Linked DNA regions of Homo sapiens: region 1 is linked to region 2. Evidence: chromatin loops called from intact Hi-C (ENCODE). Cell type or tissue: Caco-2. All regions are shown on one strand. Each heading gives the region's core, and the rest is flanking DNA. Links, peaks and the distances in the headings are about the cores only.

Region 1 (9,911 bases), core at 853-8,852, 360 kb after region 2:
GTCTAGGGCCAATTATCCTTTATTACTAAGGCAATACCTTTCTGAGTACTCTACCTAATGACCTGTGAATTCTGAGATTTTTTTCAGTCTAGCTAGTAGGAACACAAACTATTCCTGGTTATGTGTCAGTTCTGGGGAATATTACCTGTAATCCTTTTGGCATTTTATCCTTGGCTTTGTGTAGTTTCCTCACACACATGCAAAGATTAACACTCTGCTGAAGGCTCAAGAGGTATCCTCTGCATATTTCAGGGGCTTGCTTTGTGTATAGGACTGTACGCTCTGGCACTCTGCCCTGTGAACTCTAGCTACCTTGGCCTCCTTGGAATCCTAACTCAGTTCAACTCAGGAAGACCACTGGGTTCTGCCTGAGCTTCCTTTCCCTGCACTGTGGCCTGGAAACTCTGCCTAGGCACTAGAGTGGGACAGCGATAGGTCTTCTTTTGTTTATTTTCTCTTTATCAGAAATCAGTCTTCTTTCCATCTTGATTGAAAACAGTTCTATTATATATATTATCATGAAGAAAAATTTAAGGCAGTATTGGAAAGCTTTTCTAATTTTTTTCTGTTACTTGATGTTATAATTGTTTCTTTTCCTTGTAAAATTAAACTTTTTTTTGATTTGGGCAGATATGAGTGACTTCAGTAAAATTCCCATAAAATAATTAGAACTCTAATATTAGCCAGGAAACTGGGTGGAGTTCTTTCTATTGTAAAGATTTTACTATTTATGGCAGCTTGAATAGCATTGCCCTGCCATATTCAATCATTAACCAATAATATTTTATCCATGCAGATTTTGTACCTATTTTAATATCTAAAACCACACCTGAAAACCAAAACAATTTTGAGGAGACTGATATCTAGAAGGTTAGTATGCCCAATAAAGGTATGAAGAATTCTGGTAGCATTACCTTCTGGAGATTTTAGATTTCCATATATAACATATTTTCACAATATCAGACAATGGGGATGAGTAAGAATTATATTTTAACTCCAACAGACCTACATTGAATTAAATCCTGCTAGTTCTGATACTAATAATTAGAAAACTTATACAGCAAGCGATCCTATGTCTTGGAAGGAGATTTAATTGGCATCCAAGTAAACAGAAAGTTGGGCTAAGTGAAATGTATATATTCTGACTTTTAAAAAATTTTAGGTGTGGAAAATTCTTATTTTGTTAGTAGGAGTAGACAATGTAAATGGAGGAACTCTCAAAAGTCTTCTAAAATGAAGATGGGATAGATCCTAAAATGGTAGAGTAAGAACAATCTTTTAAAATTATCCATAGCAGGAAACAGGAAAAATTATTAGACTCCTACCATCTTTTATAGCACTATGAAGTTCTGGCCTCTATGAAATAGAAGCAGAAAGTCATTAGGAAGACAGAGGTTGAGATGGAAAGGTAACATAATGATAGAAGTAGTAATGAGAAGTGTTAAGTGTGTAGTGAAGGGTAGAGCTGATACCATCAAAGAATTAAATCAGTGATGGAGGATCACTTGCAGAAGCTCTCCAAGATCAGAGAGAATAAAGAGAGACCAATAAAAAGAATAAGTGGGTAAATAATACATATAGAGGAAAAGAACTTGTAGAATGTTTGATGGTTTTAGGGTATCTGACATAAACATTAGAACACTTAGCAGCAATAACCAGTGTTAAGAGAGGGGAATATACAAACTTTAAAAAAAATCAGCATACAGATTTAACATTTTCCTCTCATTTATGCAGAATCAATTCTACAAGTCTTGCATTGTTTTTGATAAGAAAACTGTTTGCATTCTTACCTTTGTTTCCCTGCACATAATGTTTTTTTCCGTGCTTTTAAGACTTCCTCTTTATAACTGGTTTTAAGCAATTTGATTATCATCTGCCTTACAAATACAGCTTTACAATTTTTTTTAATCAGAAAAACATCTGGTACTTTCTCTTTTGGTGAAAAGTTTACTAAGTTGCTTCCAAAAGAATGATTTTTTTAGAAAAGACTAGCCTCAGACTTCTCTTTAGTACTAAATGTCATAATGAAATGACATTAAAATGGAGAATTTTGAGGGAAGAAATTTGAAATGCTAAATTGTGCATTTCCCCAAGGTGTCTTTTACGTTTCTGAGCAATAGAAAGACATTCCCAATGTATAAGGGCTCAGAAGATATATTCCACATGTAAATCAAACAAAAGTAGACAATAAATTAACCTCAGGCATTTGAATGATCATCAAAAATTATAAATTCAAGAGAAGTGGTAATTATGAAAGACATTGATTATGAATGATTTTTTACACAATTTGACACGAATTCAGGAATCCAGTTAAATATAGTTTTAGCTGGACTCTATGTCATGATAGTTAAAGTCGTTTCTGAGATAGTTTGCTGAATTTTTATTTTTTTGCTTTCACTGTATTTCCATTGACAGTGACAAGTGTTTCTTATGCTTTATTATTGAAACTAAGTTTAGATAGAAGCTCTTCCCATATTTGATGACCACTTAAAGTAAGTGGGAAAAATACTTGCCAACAATCACTAAATTACTTGCACTTGGAAAATTACTAAACACATACTTCAGAGTAGAGGTGCATAGAAAACTTAATGACCATGAGATATGAGTGGATAGTTTCTGTATCATTAAAAATCAAGTAAAATGACTTGATGTAAGATTTGGGGTATTTTAGATATTGGGAATGCCTGACAAATAATCTAGTGGCAAACATTAATTGTAAGTCCCTTTTCAATGTCATCTTACATGTAGAATTTTTGAATATTTCATCCATGGTACTTAAAAATAAGAATCTAAAATATGATCCCAGATATGTAAACAAAATATGCTTGGATAAAAAGAAGATAAAGACTTACCTAGATAAGTCCATGGGGATCGCAAGATGTCTTTCTTCTTATGAATTGATGGTCCAAACTGAAATTTTCATTCCATCCCATTTTGGGATGGAAGCTATTTAGTTTAGTGATAATTCTGAATCGAGGGATTCTTAATGGTCAGGATTTATGCTGCCTCAATGTCAAGTCTGTACTAACTCCTCTGTGTTAACACATTACAAATAAATCTGAGAGATATATATCTGTTATTTATCAACTCTTAGATATTCATTAAGTTTGCTATTCTAATATTTTAAGAAGAAATCTATTTTGATTGTTCATGATAATGTAATAGAAAGTGTTAAGTTTGTAGCTTTAGTAGTTAGGGGTAGGGATTGTGGTAGGGAGTAAAGGCCTTAAGGTCAAAGAGTCATATCCCATGCTGTTCTCTAAATCTTGTATGAAATCTTGGACATCATGGATAAAAACCTTAGACATCATGTGTGAAATGTGTTCCTTGCCTATTCCTACCTCTCTTCAATGGATCTTAGAATATTTGACCTGAATTTCTTATTTGGGAACACTTTTATATTGTTTTCTATATTCTAAATCTAGAAATATTGGCCAACTTTTCATTCGACATCTAAGGAACTCTAGAGCCTTGAACTTGCTTTGACAATATGGCTTCTGGTTCTAATTTGGGGCTCCTTAGAGATCCTGAATATAAATTACTCCCTATCCTCTATTACTTATTGGAAAAACCTAACCCCTAATCCTTATGTAACTCATCTTGATGCTACCAAAACCTCAACTCTGGCACCATGCCTTTTTTAAAAAAATTAAATAAAAGTTAAAATAACAATTAAAGCCTTTGCAAATTACCCTTTAAGAGATTTATGGATTGCTATTTTTTCTGCTTAACTCCAGTAAAAGGAATTTGACATTTATATAGATATTAGTTTTCATTTAACACATGTTGAGACTTTAATCCTTATTGGGTCTTGCTGAGCCTCCAAACATGGACTAAGTTCACAGGATAGTTTTTCACAGATGGATCACATCACATAAATAAGAATGTAACTTCACTCAGAACATTCTTTCAAAAGAAATATGTTATTTAACTATTCAAACCTCTTATCATAATTGAGTCTTATAATTTATTTGTTAAAGGCCCTATTTATCTTTGCTCATGAAATAAAATATTCAAAAACAGATTACAAAGTAGCATGGTCATGCAAACTTTGGTAAAAGACTCAGAACACTTTATGTCCACTACATGTGGACAATTCTTTCTGCATATGAACTGCCCTTTCCTGCATCCACAGCTCTTATCCCTTCACTCTGTATTATCTTTACAAAAGAGAAGGAGACGACATACAAAATTAATTTAAGTAAAGGTCTGCATTACAACTGAAAGCCATTAACTGGCAGTGGCTCACCAAAGTACAGGCAAAAATCAATTTTAATTAGTATTTTTGGCTTTAATGAAAAGTGATTACAAAATTGGCATTTTAGCTAATACTGTTGAGATTTATGGTGAGCTGATGCTAATTAATTTTCTGTTGAATTGCTGTAGGCCTTAGTGTCTTCAATAAAATGGTATATTTGCTGATACTAGGGCTGCATCAGCAGTTCAGTTTTGTAACAAAAAGCTTCTTAATGGTTTACAGGTGTATTTTACACTATTGCTCTAAGCTACAGTGCATTATTATTTTTTCCATAAAAAGACTGTTATAGGTAATCAAATTTCATACCATTTTATTAATTGGGACCATTTTATTTTAGTGTATCTTGAGTGTTATCCACAGAACTCTTTACTTCAAATATAGCTTTCTTTTGTCTACTCGCAGGTGGTAAAAAAATCAGATGATATACTTTAATTAGAGAACATTTCATGACTGATTTCTCTTTATTTCTTCATTTTTCCTCTTCCCTTGATTGTATTGGTAATAAATTGGCTTCTGAACCTAGTTACATGCTTTAGATCCATTTTAAGTCAGGAAATAAAAAAAGAATTAAGCTTTACAATTTACTCTTGTCATATGATTTGAGTTTTAAATGCTCTTTAGCTTGCTTTTATTGTGATTATTTCCTCCCTTTTTTAGAAAAGTGAAACAGTCCTTACTGAAGACTAAAAATTATATGATGATTTCTGTAAGCTGAAAATTTGTATCCTGGCATTGATTTGGTTGGACCTATGAAAGTCATTTTGTTCATTTGTTATCGGTGTTATTGGCCTGTCATAGACAGACACAAGGTGGCGTTATCCACACTCAAAAGGATGGCCTATGGAGAAAGAGAGATAGTGTTGGAGTCTTAACTGACCGTGATTGGCTTTGGGGACTTGGGTAAGTTACTTAACCTCTCTAAGCTTCTGTTTACTCAACTGTGTGATGAAAATAACTATGCCCATGTCAAAATATATTTTGAGCATTAAAATTAAAAATGACTTAAAGCAAAACATTCAACAAACAATAGCTATTTTTTTTTAAATGAAAGCCATTTTATTTTGAAACAATGTTTTGTTAAACATCATTTTATTACCTACTGAAATATATATAAAATTGGGTTACAGATTTTTATAATATTTAGGATTCACGTCATGCAGATGCATTTTGTGATCGAAAAAGTCTAAGCACAATATATGATTAAATCATTAATTAGTAAAACCAAAATGATAGAAAATTTAACTGAGAACTATAAGTCTTAGAATTTTGTAGTAGACTGAATGGAATAGGCTCAATTTAAAATAACTGAGATGTCTAGTTCAGTTCTTTTTCTTTTAAAATGAGTACATAGAGGCTCATATTACAAGTTAAATGACTTGATTAATAAATTACAGGTGAGTCTTAGGAAGGGCTTGATCAATTCTACTCTAGTGGCAAATTTTATGGCTTTTATATGTGCTAAAGGGAGCCAAATTCAAATTGATCCACTAGAGATTAGCAATAACTATATGAGAAAGCGTTTGTAGTCCAGATTTAGGATGATATGGGAAGCTGAATATATTTTTTTTAATTTTTAGGTAGAATTTGGAGAGGTGAAAAAATCTTGCTTCTTCTCATTGTTGCCTAAAACATTAAACAGCTTATCACATGAGCTGATGAACGGTGTCCTGTAGGCTTTTAGAAAGTATACTCTTCAATATCCCACTTAAAATTTGAAAAAAAATGTAAATGTTCCACTGAAAAGACTCTGGGAATATTTTCTGTTTAAAAATTTTTAATTTTAATATTTTAGAAGGGGAGACAATTTGTTTTCCAGGAGCACAGCACAGATTTAAATACACATTTGCTAGTCAGGTCTTGGATGAATGGACCCCCTTCTCCCCACCCCCTTCTGCAAACCTTCTTACAGCCTGATTGAGATGGCCCCATTTTGGGGCCCACAAATTGTATAAAATATATCCTCATACCTCAGAGCTATGGCAATAAGAGACATGCTTGGTTTTCATTTTCCAGGTACAATAGAATTATAGAATTATAAATCAGAAAGAAGCCTTAGGGAATATTTATTCTAAAATTCTCATTTTGTAGATAAGGAACTTAAAGCACAGAGGAGTTATAAAACTTGCTCTTGTCACCCAGCCAGTGTGAAGCAGATCTGGGAACTACAGTTCAGGTGCTCTAAACCATAGCTTAGTGACCTCTCCTTTATTCTATATATCCAGTGGTTTAGAAATAAGTTAACCATTTTGTTCAAAATGTGCTTCATTTTATGTTTCTCACATCACTTGATGTGCATAAACTTTCAGGTAAAATATTTTAAGAGAGAAATTCTCTTGCGCAGAAGGTGAAATAATAGAGATACATATCTGGGATAGTTGCTGGGACACGAATATGCAAAATTGTTGAATTTTCAATGTGTCAGCTTTGGTCATTACTTAGTCTTCACCTTTGTATGTCCAGAAAACTTGATTTTGGGGCTGTATTTAAGAATGGTCATGTTCTGGCCATTTTTTTTTTGTTAACTAATTCAAAATACCTTTATGCAAAATGACAATATTGAACTACAGTGAGAAATTTAACTTCTGAGTGAATGAATGAATTATTATTTGCTGTTCTGGAGAAAAGTCTACATTAGGAAGACAAATTATAACTGCAAGATTGCTAATGAATCATAGACACAGAGAAGGGAAATTGGTTGTATGCTCTTAATGATCCTGGTCAGCAAGATGATTGCTAAATGAGTCTATCTCTACTATAGGGGTGTATTGGCCTAGAATACCAGAAAACTCATTGCAGGGCTAGCCTCAAGGGTGTGCAACCTGTGCAGTCGCACTGGGCCAACACACAGAAGGAACCCACTCTTGGTTTAATGCTCTGCTGTTGTTGTCCTGATGTTTTTAATAACATTATCTTTGGACTTGTGGTTTGTAAGTGAAGTCTGTTGGGACAAAGGAGCATGCCTGTGAATGAATAGAGGATATATATGCAGTATGTGAATCTGTCATTTCTTGCTGCCTTATTTTCATTGAGCATCTCGAACACAATAAGATGTTCCATGAACACAGAATTCCAGTAGACCCAGGATGTGTGGGAGTTCAGAGAGACTCAAAGTGTGTTACTTGTACTAAGTAAGCACAGAGCTGACAGCCCAAGTGGCCATTCTTTCCATTCTCACTAGAACGTGCTTAGGTTCCAGAAGGATGACATGATGCTATGAGAAACACTTCTATTCTTTCATACTCATGCTACTTTCCTGTATTAGTTACCCACCTAGGCTGAAAATGATGACATGGGAGGAAAAAGAGAGCAACCTTGTATTAGTCCATTTTCACACTGCTGATAAAGGCATACCAGAGACTGTAATTTATAAAGAAAAAGAGGTTTAATGGACCCACAGTTCCACAGGGCTGGAGAGGCCTTACAATCTTGGCGGAAGGCGAAAGGCATGTCTTCCATGGATGGTGGCAGACAAGAGAACGAGGGCCAAGCAAAAGGGGAAACCCCTTATTAAACCATCAGATCTTGTGAGACTTATTCACTATCACAGAACAGTATGTGGAAACCATCTCCATGATTCAGTTATCTCCCCGCCACAACACATGGGGATTATGGGAGCTACAATTCAAGATGAGATTTGGGTAGGGACACAGCCAAACCATATCAGACCTATAGTTTCTTTTCCTTTCAGTCCTTTTGAATTCTTCAGTAAACTGAAGGTAGAAAGTATTGGTAAAATGTGCACGTAATCAAGAAGTGAAATAAAAACAGTTGATTTAGTTTTGTGCTGTGTTTCTCCTTTGCTGGTAAGAATGAAATATATATGCATGTATGAGCTACAAAATGTGAATTGTGTGATTTCAATAATTTCACATACAAATGCTCTTGTATTTACATTTAAAACTAACATTGAACAATATAAATAGTGAAGTTCATGCTAATAATTTAAAATATTAATTTTTCTTCAGTTAGGAAGAGATTAAATAGTGAATAAAAAACACCACATCGTTGAGACTGCAGAAAAAAGAAAAATCTTTATTTTTTTAACACTTTTACTGGCACATTTTCCTGCTGTTTTAACTAACAACATTGAATTTTCACTTTGCGCTGTAACCTACAAATTTTGGAGTCAGTACTGACTCATTGTGGTCCATAAGAGAGCATTCTATATCATTCTCCAGACACACTGCCATTTTCTGAATTTCAAGCAGATAATCTTCTCTCTTTTGGTAGAAGGAAAAAGAAATACCTTTTTTTTCCTTTAGATCGATTACAATATAGTTGATTATATACTCTTTTATGATATCAATAATAATTCAGTCATGCCTTCTTGAGATTGTATCCTGGTCCTCTTGATTAAATTTTGATTTGATTTGCAAGCTAGCCTAAATTTACTCCAAGTTTACTCTTCAGATGGCTAATTTCATCCTACTTCACAGAGTTGTAAGGGCTTAATTTATGTATTCAATAAATATGTACTGAGCAGCTATTTCCAGCAGGGCACTGTGCGAGGTGCTGGGACTCAGCAGTGAGTAAGATAGACAGGGTCTATGTCGTTATGCAGATGCATGTGGGTGAGGGAGACAGACAATAACAAGTACATAAAAAGGGCAAACTTCCCAGATTTAGATGAATCGGTGATAAGAAAAAAGCAGTGTGATGGAAAAAACAGTAACAAGGAAAGGCCATTTTAAATAGTGTAATCAAGGAAGGACTAAGAACAATGTATAATATCTGATCTGGGACCTGAATAATGAGTCAAAGTTCTAGAAAGAGAACGTTTCAAACAGAGGGAGCTAGAATTATCAAAGCCTAAAGATAAAATACCCTGAGTGTGGTGAGTTGAATGATGGCCTCCAAAAAGATATAAACATGCCCCAGACCTTGTGAATGTGAGCTTATTTGGAAAAAATTACATTTGCAGATGTAATTAAGGATCTCAAAATGAGATAATCCTTGATTAACCAGGTGAGCCCTAAATCCGGTGAAAACTGTCTTTACAACAGATAGAAGAGAACAAGACAGACACAAAGGAGGAGGCCATATGAAGGCAGAGGTACAGATTGGAGTTCAGTTGCCATAAGCCAAGGAATACCTGGAACTCCCAGAAGCTAGGAAGAGGCAAGGAAGAATTTTGCCTTAGAGTCTTTGGAGAAAGCATGGCCCTGTGACACCTTATTTCAAGTTTATGTCCTCTAAAACTGTGAGAGAATACATTTTTGATGTTTTAATTCACCTGCTATGGTTTTAATATTTGTGTACACTCCAAAGTTCATGTTGAAACTGAATCCCCAATGCATCAGTATTAAGAGGTGTGACCTTTGGGAGGTAATTAGGTCAAGAGCACTTATGAATGAACTAGTAATCTTACAATTGACTAGAAGGAACTAGCTAGGCCCCCATTTTTTGCCTTTCCCTCCCTTCTGCCATGTGAGGACACAGCATTTGTCTCCTCCAGCGGATGCAGTAACAAGGTGCCATCTGAGAAGCAGAGAGAAGGCCATCACCAGACACTGAACCTGCCAGTGCTTTCATCTTGAACTTCCCAATCTCCAGAACTATGAAAAATAAATTTCTGTTCTTTATAAATTATTCCATCTTAGGTATCTTGTTATAGAAGCACAAATGAACTAAGCCACCACCCAACTGGTGGTAA
Region 2 (9,911 bases), core at 1,135-9,134:
TTTTCATCTGGAGCTGGCCTGGAAAGTCTCTCTTAATGCTTGATGGAGCTGTAGGCAAGGAAATACCCTCAACTAGTTGCGGCTTCTGTTCCATCCACTGATGTTGTACCATATGCTTATCCTTCCTCTAAAATGGGCAGATACATGATGTGAGAGTTTTTTCTCACAAAATTAGCTTGCATTAGAAACTTCCAAATGAAAGACTCTTCTGACCACTGGAAAAACAGAGTAAGTACTTACTAGGTTCGTGCAAAAGTAATTGAGGTTTTTGCATCACTTTAATGGCAAAACCGCAATTAACTTTTGCATTAAACCTCATACATACATCATGTAAGTATACTTATATACATACTTTAAAAATATCTTCTCAGTAGCCTTCTCTTTCAGCTCTCCAGTAAAAGGGCGTCCAAAGATGGTAGCCTTCTCTTTCAGCTCTCCAATAAAAGGATGTCCAAAAACGCATACCTGAGGAGCACAAAAATACCCCACTATTTCCAGGTATTGGTCCTGTGGCAGGCCAGGTCTCACTAATGCAGTCTTCCATAACACCTGCTTCGGTACTGACTGACTGGCTAAGTTTTAAAAGCCAGTGCCCTTATACAAAGACTGGAATGTAACAAAAGCCCACCAAGAGTTTTGCCTAGGCTTTTCCTGAGCCTTAAAGCATAACAAAATAACGAAGGAATCCTTAACGGGACCCATTTAGGATTAAACAAGTTTTATTGGGAGTCTGAAGAAACTCCCCAGGCTTCACAAAGAAGCTTATTGGGGTTCTGAAGGAACTCCCCAAACCTCCATGATTTAGCAGGAGACAAGATAAGGGTAATCACCCCAGCACCTGGACCCATTTAGATCAAGTAAATTTATTGAGGTTCCAGGGGAAGGTCTCAGGACTCAGACCTTAGTTATAGATTAAAAGAAGTTAATCATGGCCAGGCATGGTGGCTCAAGCCTGTAATCTCAGCACTTTGGGAGGCTGAGGCAGGTGGATTGCCTGAGGTCAGGAGTTCGAGACAGCCTGGCCAACGTGGTGAAACCCCATCTCTACTAAAAATACAAAAATTAGCTGGGTGTGGTGGCAGGTGCCTGTAATCCCAGCTACTCAGGAGGCTGAGCCAGGAGAATCGCTTAGAACCCGGGAGGCAGAGATTGCAGTGAGCCAAGATTTCACCACTGCATTCCTGCCTGGGTGACAGAGTAGTGAGATTCTGCCTCAAAAAAAAAAAAAAAAAAAAAGGAAAAAAAGTTAATCACATGTGTCTTTAGATGAATGCACACTTACATGTAGACATATAGCTTACAAGGTATATAAGCGCTGGAAAACTTTGTGATTTTGAGTTGGTCTGGTGATAATTTCCAGGCCTTCTCCCTGTAAACGGCTGCAGAAATAAAAACTCTCTTTCTCCCCAGTTCATCTGCATCTCGTTATTGGGCCACGAGAAATAGCAGCCTGATAGTCAGTTACATCTGGGAACAGTCCTACAATGCAGTTTTCTGTGTTAGAAATAGCAATAAATCCATTCGAATGCAGGGTCCTGAACTAAGAACCCGTACTTTAAAATCTAACTTTTTCATTGCCATGGAGTGAGCAAAGGGGAACACAAACAAAAAATTAATAAAAGCAGACCAAAAGTACACTAGAAAAGTAGACAGTGAAAAAAGGAAAGGAGAGATAGATATGACGAAAATAAAGTGTTATATTCAGAAATCAGAAAGTAATACTGATTGTAACATTTGTTAAACTCTTCCTTTATCCCCAGGCTCATGCTAAGCACCTTACCTTCATTATTGTATGAAGTCCTCGTGGCAGCTATGTGGGCTTGCCACTATTAATATTTCCATATTACAGAAATATAGGGTCCAGCCCTACGGAGCTTGGCGGGTGTTCTCCTGGTGTGCAGAGATGAGAGATTGTAATAAATAAAGACACAAGACAAAACGATTAAGAGAAAAGAGCTGGACCCGGGGACCACTACCATTAAGACGCATAGACTGGTAGTGGCCCTGAACGGCTGGACACACTGATATTTATTGCATATAAGACAAGGGGGCAGGGTAAGGAGGGTGAATCTTCTAAGTGATTGACAAGGTGAAGCAAGTCACATGATCACAGGACAGGTGGCCCTTCCTTCTTAGGTAGCCAAAGCACACAGAGAGAAGGCAGCATAGGTCAGTGTTTTCTTCTATGCACTTATAAGAAAGATCAAAGACTTTAAGACTGTCACCATTTCTGCTACCGCTATCTACTACGAACTTCAAAGAGGAACCAGGAGTATGGGAGGAACATGAAAGTGGACAAGGAGAGTGACCATTGAAGCACAGCACCACAGGGAGGGGTTTAGGCCTCCGGATGACTGCGCGCAGGCCTGGATAATATCCAGCCTCCCACCAGAAGCTGCTGGAGCAGAGTTTTCCCTGACTCCTCCAAGGAAAGGAGACTCCCTCTCGCAGTCTGCTAAGTAACCGGTGCCTTCCCAGACACTGGCGTTACCGCTTGACCAAGGAGCCCTCAAGCGGCCCTTATGCAGGCGTGACAGAAGGCTCACCTCTTGCCTTCTAGGTCACTTCTCACAATGTCCCTTCAGCACCTGACCCTATACCCACTGGTTATTCCTAGGTTATATTAGTAATGCAACAAAGAGTAATATTAAAAGCTAATGATTAATAATGTTTATAATAATGATTGATAATTGTTCATGATCATCTCTATATCTAATTTGTATTATGACTATTCTTATTCTAACTATTTTCTTTATTATACTGAAACAGTTTGTGCCTTCAGTCTCTTGCCTCGGCACCTGGGTAATCCTCCGCCCTCAGAGACAAGGAATCAAGGGTGAGTCCATTAAGGCAATTTGCACAAGAAATCCCCAGTAAGAAAGTAAGTGGGCCGGGCTTGGTGGCTCATGCCTGTAATCCCAGCATTTTGGGAGGCCGAGGCAGGCGGATCACGAGGTCAGGAGATCAAGACCACCCTGGCTAACACAGCGAAACCCTGTCTCTACTAAAAATACAAAAAAAAAAAAAAATTAGCTGGTCATGGTGGCAGGTGCCTGTAGTCCCAGCTACTCAGGAGGCTGAGGCAGGAGAATGGCGTGAACCTGGGAGGCAGAGCTTGCAGTGAGCTGAGATCGCACTACTGCACTCCAGCCTAGGCAACAGGGCGAGACTCCATCTCAAAAAAAAAAATTAAGTGGTAGAACTTGCATATATTAAAAAAAAAAAAAAAAAAGCCCAAGCTGTCTGGACTCCAGAATCTGAACTCGTAGTGGGTATCATGGAGAGAGGGAAAAGTATAAATATAAAAAAGAGAAAATATGTAACAAAAGAGAAATTAATTCCTGCTGTATGTGGAGGAGACATTACAGGTAATTGGTCTCACAAGTGCCAAAATATACGCTACAGCAGGTGTCCCCAGCTACTGGGCCAGGGACTGGTACTTGTCTGTAGCCTATTAGGAGCCAATTCACACAGCAGGAGGTGAGCGGTGGGCGAGTTAGCATTACCACCTGAGCTCTGCCTCCTGTCAGATCAGCAGCAGCGTTAGATTCTCATAAGATTGCAAACCCTATTGTGAACTGCACATGCAATGGATCTAGGTTGCATGCTGTTTTTGAGAATCTAATGCCTGATGATCTGTCACTGTCTCCCATCACCTCCCAGATGGGACTGTCTAGTTGCAGGCAAACAAGCTCAGGGCTCCCACTGATTCTACATGATGGTGAGTTGTATAATTATTTCATTATATATTACAATGTAACATAATAGAAATAAAGTGCACAATAAATGTAATGTGCTTGCATCATCTTGAAACCATCCCCGCATCCAGTCCATGGAAAAATTGTCTTCCATGAAACTGGTCCCTGGTGCCAAAAAGATTGGAGACCACTGCTCTATGGGATCCATGAGCCTTGTACTTTACCCTAAACCAGTGAATTCACAAAGTCAAGGAGTCAGAATGGGTTTCCAAAGCTCTCCTTGAATGGAAGCAACCAGAAACTGTGGTGTAGATTTTACTTTTACAAAAGTGAAACAATTCTTTTGAATAGAATAACTTTTTATTCTCCTGCTTAGGAGAATGTTCACGTGTCCTTTGATAAAAATATTTACACTTATGTATGTATTCACATCGCCGAGTTGGAAAGCAGAATAGGTAGAAGTTCTTTATAACATCTGATATGCAAGAATATGATAATTTTAGACTTTTTGTCCTACAAAGTAGTCCTATGGACCAAAGGTGGATGGCAGATTTATTACTGTTCTTGGGAATTCAGGATGGGTGTCAAACAGCGATAATCATATTTCATTATGGTCTAGAGTAATTTTAGAAGTTCATTCTGAAAGTTCCAGCATGTATTATTGATTATTGTTCTATATGAATTAATCACAGATGAAATGTAAGATAGAGTGGTGTCTTGTACAATGAGTTACATAAAATTAAACGGGTCTATACAAAACTTCTTAGTGGTAGAAAAGAACAGTAACTGCAATACACCACAAGAGGGCAAACTGGTACTGTTGAATATCAGTAACTTGGCTGCAAAGAGTGCAATGAAAGACAAGGTGATGTCAGATCCAAGCCAGTTTACTTTTCTGCAATCATTCAAAGATCAAATCAGAAAGCTTTTCTTTAGTAAGTTTTGTGGTATTTGAGAAAAGTAATAAGGTCTTACTAGTTAGTAAATAAAGCATACTGCTTTTTACTTTCATTGAAAAAAATAAGATTTGTCTCTAAAAATATATTTTCCTGGGTTAATATTGTATTAGATACATACTTTGTATCATCACCAATTGTCAAGAAAATTTGGGGAAAATTAAAAGAAAAAATTATTTTCTTTTTTATCAGCAGTGTACAGCAATATAGCAAAACAAGCTACAAATAGGTGAAATTGGGGTTCACTTTAGCAGACAGGAGAAAGGTTAACAAGGTTAAGGTTAATATGATAAATAAATTATGGCAGAGAATTGAGGCAAATGAATAGAGATTCAGACAGTTCTCCCTGACGCTTCCCCTTACACATGTAACTAGGTGATTCATTGTAGATTAAAGAATGCCATTTGACAGGGCACTTTGGCTCACGTCTGTAATCCCAGCACTTTGGGAGGCCGAGGCGGGCAGATCACGAGGTCAGGAGATTGAGACCATCCTGGCCAACATGGTGAAACCCCATCTCTACTAAAATACAAAAATTAGCCAGGTGTGGTTGCGGGCACCTGTAATCCCAGCTACTCAGGAGGCTGAGGCAGGAGAATCGCTTGAACCTGAGAGGTGGAGGCTGCAGTGAGCTGAGATCCCACCACTGCACTCCAGCCTGGGCGACAGAGCAAGACTCTGTCTCAAAAAAAAAAAAAAAAAAGCATTTATAAACAAGACTGTCCATTAATTTTTAGGCCCTAAATTGTCTTTTTAATAACGAGTGCAATCTGAAAATGAGGTTCTTTGTATGTTGTGGCCTGAAGATAACGATAAAAGATAAAGAAACATTGGCAAACTGCAAAATCCTCACAGCACATGCAGTTTAGAGTGATGCTAGAAGTAATGTGATGTTTCCCTATTGAAAGAAAACTTATAAATATTTTCACTAGGAATGTTCCGTTAGTCCAGGGGTTGGCAACTTTTCCTTTAAAGAGCCAGATAGGACTGGGTGCGGTGGCTCACGCCTGTAATCCCAGCACTTTGGGAGGCCGAGGCGGGAGGATCACAAGGTCAGGAGTTCGAGACCATCCTGGCTAACACGGTGAAACCCCATCTCTACTGAAAATAGAAAAAAATTAGCCTGGTGTGGTGGCAGGCGCCTGTAGTCCCAGCTACTCAGGAGGCTGAGGCAGGAGAATGGTGTGAACCTGGGAGGCAGAGGTTGCAGTGAGCCGAGATCGCGCCACTGCACTCCAGCCTGGGTGACAGAGCGAGACTCCGTCTCAAAAAAAAAAAAAAAAAGAGCCAGATAATAAATACTTCTGGTTTTGCAGGCCATCTGGTCTCTGTCTACTTCTGGCTACTCCTTTTTGCCACTGTAGTGTAAAAACAGTCAGAGACAAGCAAATGAATGGACGTCATTGTGTTCCAATAAAACTTTAGTTAACAAAAATAGATGTCAGGCTAGAATGGCCCCTGGGTTGCAGTTCGTTAAACCCCACTTTAGTCTAGCTGTGGACCCCTTCATAGTAAAGGAGTAAATGAGAAGGAGAAATAAACTTGAGACTTGGACGTAGGGACACAAATAGCCTATAACTGGAGAGCAGAAGGTTATAAAAATCTCCACCTCAGGTCCCAAGAGATGTTCAACACTCAGAGTCTTAACAAGAAGCAAAAATTGTCTTAGGAAAAAGCGTATTTTAGAAAATTGGTTGAAACACATCCATAGCCTCATGCTTAAAATATGTAAATCCTGAAAGTGAAGTAAATCTAAAAATGTATGAGCTGGGGATTCTGTCCTGAGCATCAGAAGCCCGGGCATTTTGAGCCATCAAGAAGTAAGGAAATGCTTGAATCTTGCAGGAAACAGTAGGGTTTTGCAGCAAGACCATTGTGGGTGACAAATTCGCTCCAAAAAGCACCCTCATTTTCTGAGTGTAAGGAAACATCCCATAAATTACACCTCACAGACATTTCTAAAAGACCACTGGAAATTTAAAAATTTTGAAAACTTATTTCGTCATTTGTAGAAAGAACAAATTTTCAAAGAGTGACACATGCATTCTACTTTGATTTGAAAGATGAGCTAAGTTTTTCATGAAATCAACTAATTAATTGCTGGGGGAAAAAATGGCTTAAAAGAGTATATACTGCAATGGTGCCCAAGTCTGGCTGTAGGAAAATGTCAAGGAGACTTTTGTCAATGAAAAGTGGCAAACTCTGTAAAATATTTGAAGAGATGTATTCTCAGGTAAATATGAGTGACCAATGGCCTCTGACACAGCCCTCAGAAGATTTTGAGAACACGCACCCGAGGTGGTCGGAGTACAGCTTGGTTTTATACATTTTTGGGAGACATGAGACATCAATGAATACATGTAAGATGTATATTGGTTTGGTCCAGAAAGGTGGGACAACTCAAAGCAGGAGACCTTCCAGGTTATATGTAGCTTTAAAGATTTTCTGATTGGCAATTTGTTGAAAGAGTTATTATCAATAGAAAGGAAGGTCTGGTTACAATAAGGGGTTGTAGAAACCAAGGTTTTATCGTGCAGATGAAGTCTCCTGGTAGCAGCCTTCAGAGAATAGATTGTAAATGTTTCTTATCAGATTTAAAGAGTCTGTTCTGTCAATAATTCCAAAATGGAGGAGGGTATAATGAGGCATGTCCAGCTCCCCACTCCCATCGTGGCCTGAACTAGTTTTTTCAGGTTAACTTTGAAATGCCCTTGGCTGAGAGGAGGGGTCCATTCTGTTGGTTGGGGGCGGGGGCCTTAGAATTTTATTTTTTGATTTACTTTTTTTTTTTAAAAAAGCAACACAGCTTCCCAGATTTTACTCCAAACACTGAATTGGATTTTCTGGAGCCTGTGTGTGACACAGGCATTTTTATGACACTTCCCAGGTGAGTCTTGGTAGAAACCAGGCTAGCACCAGTCCAGGGAGTGGTATTTAGGAAAGAAAAGGACAAAGTATAAAACTTGGGTTTGATTTTGACCATTGTTGGGGCCAAGGAAAAACTATTTCACCCTCTGAAGGTCTGGTGAAAAATCAACTCACAAAAGGCATAAAAATCTATTAATGTGCACACAGGGGAGAACCACAGAGCGCATGCAAGGACAAAGCTGAACTGCAACAGGAATTTGGAATTGAAAGCCAGTTCCAGTCCCTAATGGGGTGCAGAAGCTTATATACCATCCTGAAGTACAGAAAGGATAGAGGCTCAGAGCATGGCCGATAAAAGGTTACGGTGGTAAATCAGGTTATAGTGATAAGACAGGCTACAAGAGGGAGAGAAGAGGAGGCCTGTAGCAAAGGTGGTCTTGTTATGTAGGTGAAAATTCACAGCTGGCAGCCCTCCAAGAGGGAGAGAAGAGGAGGCCTGGCTAGAAAAGTTGGTCTTGTTATGTAGGTGAAAATTCATAGCTGGCAGCCCTCCAAGAGGGAGAGAAGAGGAGGCCTGGCTAGAAAAGGTGGTCTTGTTATGTAGCAGACCTCAGACTGAATAGATGATGAATGTTTCTTTCAGGCCTTTAAAGGTGTCAAACTCTCAGTTTATCTTTCCTAGATCCAGACAAGAAAGGGCCTGGGTGCACCGATGCAGATTCTCTACAGAGGTGAATCTTCCTCACAAAAGACAGCTTTGCAGGACAACTTCTGTTTACTGGCTCTGTAACAGCCATCTCAAAATATGTCAACTAAATATATTTGCGTTAAAATATTTTGATTTCCTTCACTATGCTGAGTTCAAAGCTGCACCCTGCCATGTATTAGTCATTTGTCCCTGAGCTGGTGATGTACTCTTTTAAGGCTTCAGTTACCATCCCCATGACATGAAGCCAGTGTTTGTCCCTAAGGTAAGGATGGAAAATCTGAGAATGTGACTCTGTGTGGGCTTCAAGTATACATGCTTTATCTCTTTCACACCCTTCTCCTCTTTCTTCCTGGGAACAATATAACTGGATTTGCTTCACTCAGCAATATACAGAATTTTACTGAAAATGAGAGCCTTTGGAGAAAATATATTATTTTAGCTTTGTTCCATTGAAGCATTTCTTCCTGAATTTCCTGAGAACTCTGGGTTTATTTATTTTTTAGACTTTTGATTTTATTTATTTATTTATTTTAACTCTTTTTTTCCAATAAGTTATTGGGGTTCAGGTGGTATTTGGTTACATGGGTAAGTTCTTTAGTGGTGATTCGTGAGATTTTGGTGCACCCATCACCCAGGCAGTATACACTGCACCATATTTGTAATCTTTTATCCCTCATCCCCCTCTCACTCTTCCCCCTAAGTCCCCAAAGTCCATTGTATCGTTCTTATGCCTTTGTGTCCTCATAGCTTAACTCCCACACATCAGTGAGAACATATGATGTTTGGTTTTCCATTCCTGTGTTACTTCATTTAGAATAATAGTCTCCAATCTCATACAGGTAACTGCAAATGCTGTTAATTCATTCCTTTTTATGCCTGTGTAGTATTCCAATGTGTGTGTGTGTGTGTGTGTGTGTGTGTGTGTGTGTGTGTGTGTGTGTATATATACATATCACAGTTTCTTTATACACTTGTTGATTGATGGGCATTTGGATTGGTTCCATGATTTTGCAATTGTGAATTGTGCTGCTATAAACATGCATGTCAAGTATCTTTTTTGAATAATGACTTATTTGCCTCTGGGTAGTAGTGGGATTGCTGGATCAAATGGTAGTTTACTTTTAGTTCTTTAAGGAATCTCCACACTGTTTTCCATAGTGGCTGCACTAGTTTCCATTCCCACCAGCAGTGTAGAAGTGTTCCCTGTTCATCATACCCATACCAAACATCTACTGTGTTTTGATTTTTTGATTATGGCCATTCTTGCAAGAGTAAGGTGGTATCGCATTATGGTTTTGATTTGCATTTCCCTGATCATTAGTAATGTCGAGCATTTTTCCATACGTTTGTTGGCCATTTGTATATCTTCTTTTGAGAATTGTCTATTCATATCCTTAGCCCAGTTTTTGATGGGATTGTTAGTTTTTTTCTTACTGATTTGTTTGAGTTCATTGTAGATTCTGGATATTAATCCTCTGTCAGATGTGTAGATTGTGAAGATTTTCTCCCATTCTGTCTGTTTACTCTGCTGACTGTTCCTTTTGCTGTGCAAAAGCTCTTTAGTTTAATTAGGTCCCAACTATTTATCTTTGTTTTTGCTCCATTTGCTTTTGGGTTCTTGGTCATGAAATTCTTGCCTCAGCCAATGTCTAGAAGGGCATTTCCAATGTTATCTTCTAG

What was found. Hi-C counts contacts between places; a loop is a spot of excess contacts. Peaks named below come from ENCODE experiments on the same cell type or tissue, not always from the same donor. Only the 100,000 strongest peaks of a DNase experiment are listed, where the experiment ranks them.
Region 1: a loop joins it to region 2, with 6 times the contacts of the local background. A loop is called at or near these places in 2 of 110 quality-filtered maps.

Annotation. Positions count from the first base shown.
Region 1 is chr21:18,036,146-18,046,056 of GRCh38, forward strand. It overlaps a transcript of CHODL not described here. Among named protein-coding and RNA genes, the nearest start is that of LINC03147, 160 kb to the left of the region's middle. In Caco-2, for the core only: a CTCF peak has its summit at 5,032 (motif pointing right); a DNase peak (open chromatin) is centred at 5,096.
Region 2 is chr21:17,674,698-17,684,608 of GRCh38, forward strand. No RefSeq gene overlaps it. Among named protein-coding and RNA genes, the nearest start is that of BTG3, 67 kb to the left of the region's middle. In Caco-2, for the core only: a CTCF peak has its summit at 4,494 (motif pointing right); no DNase peak of the experiment used is centred there.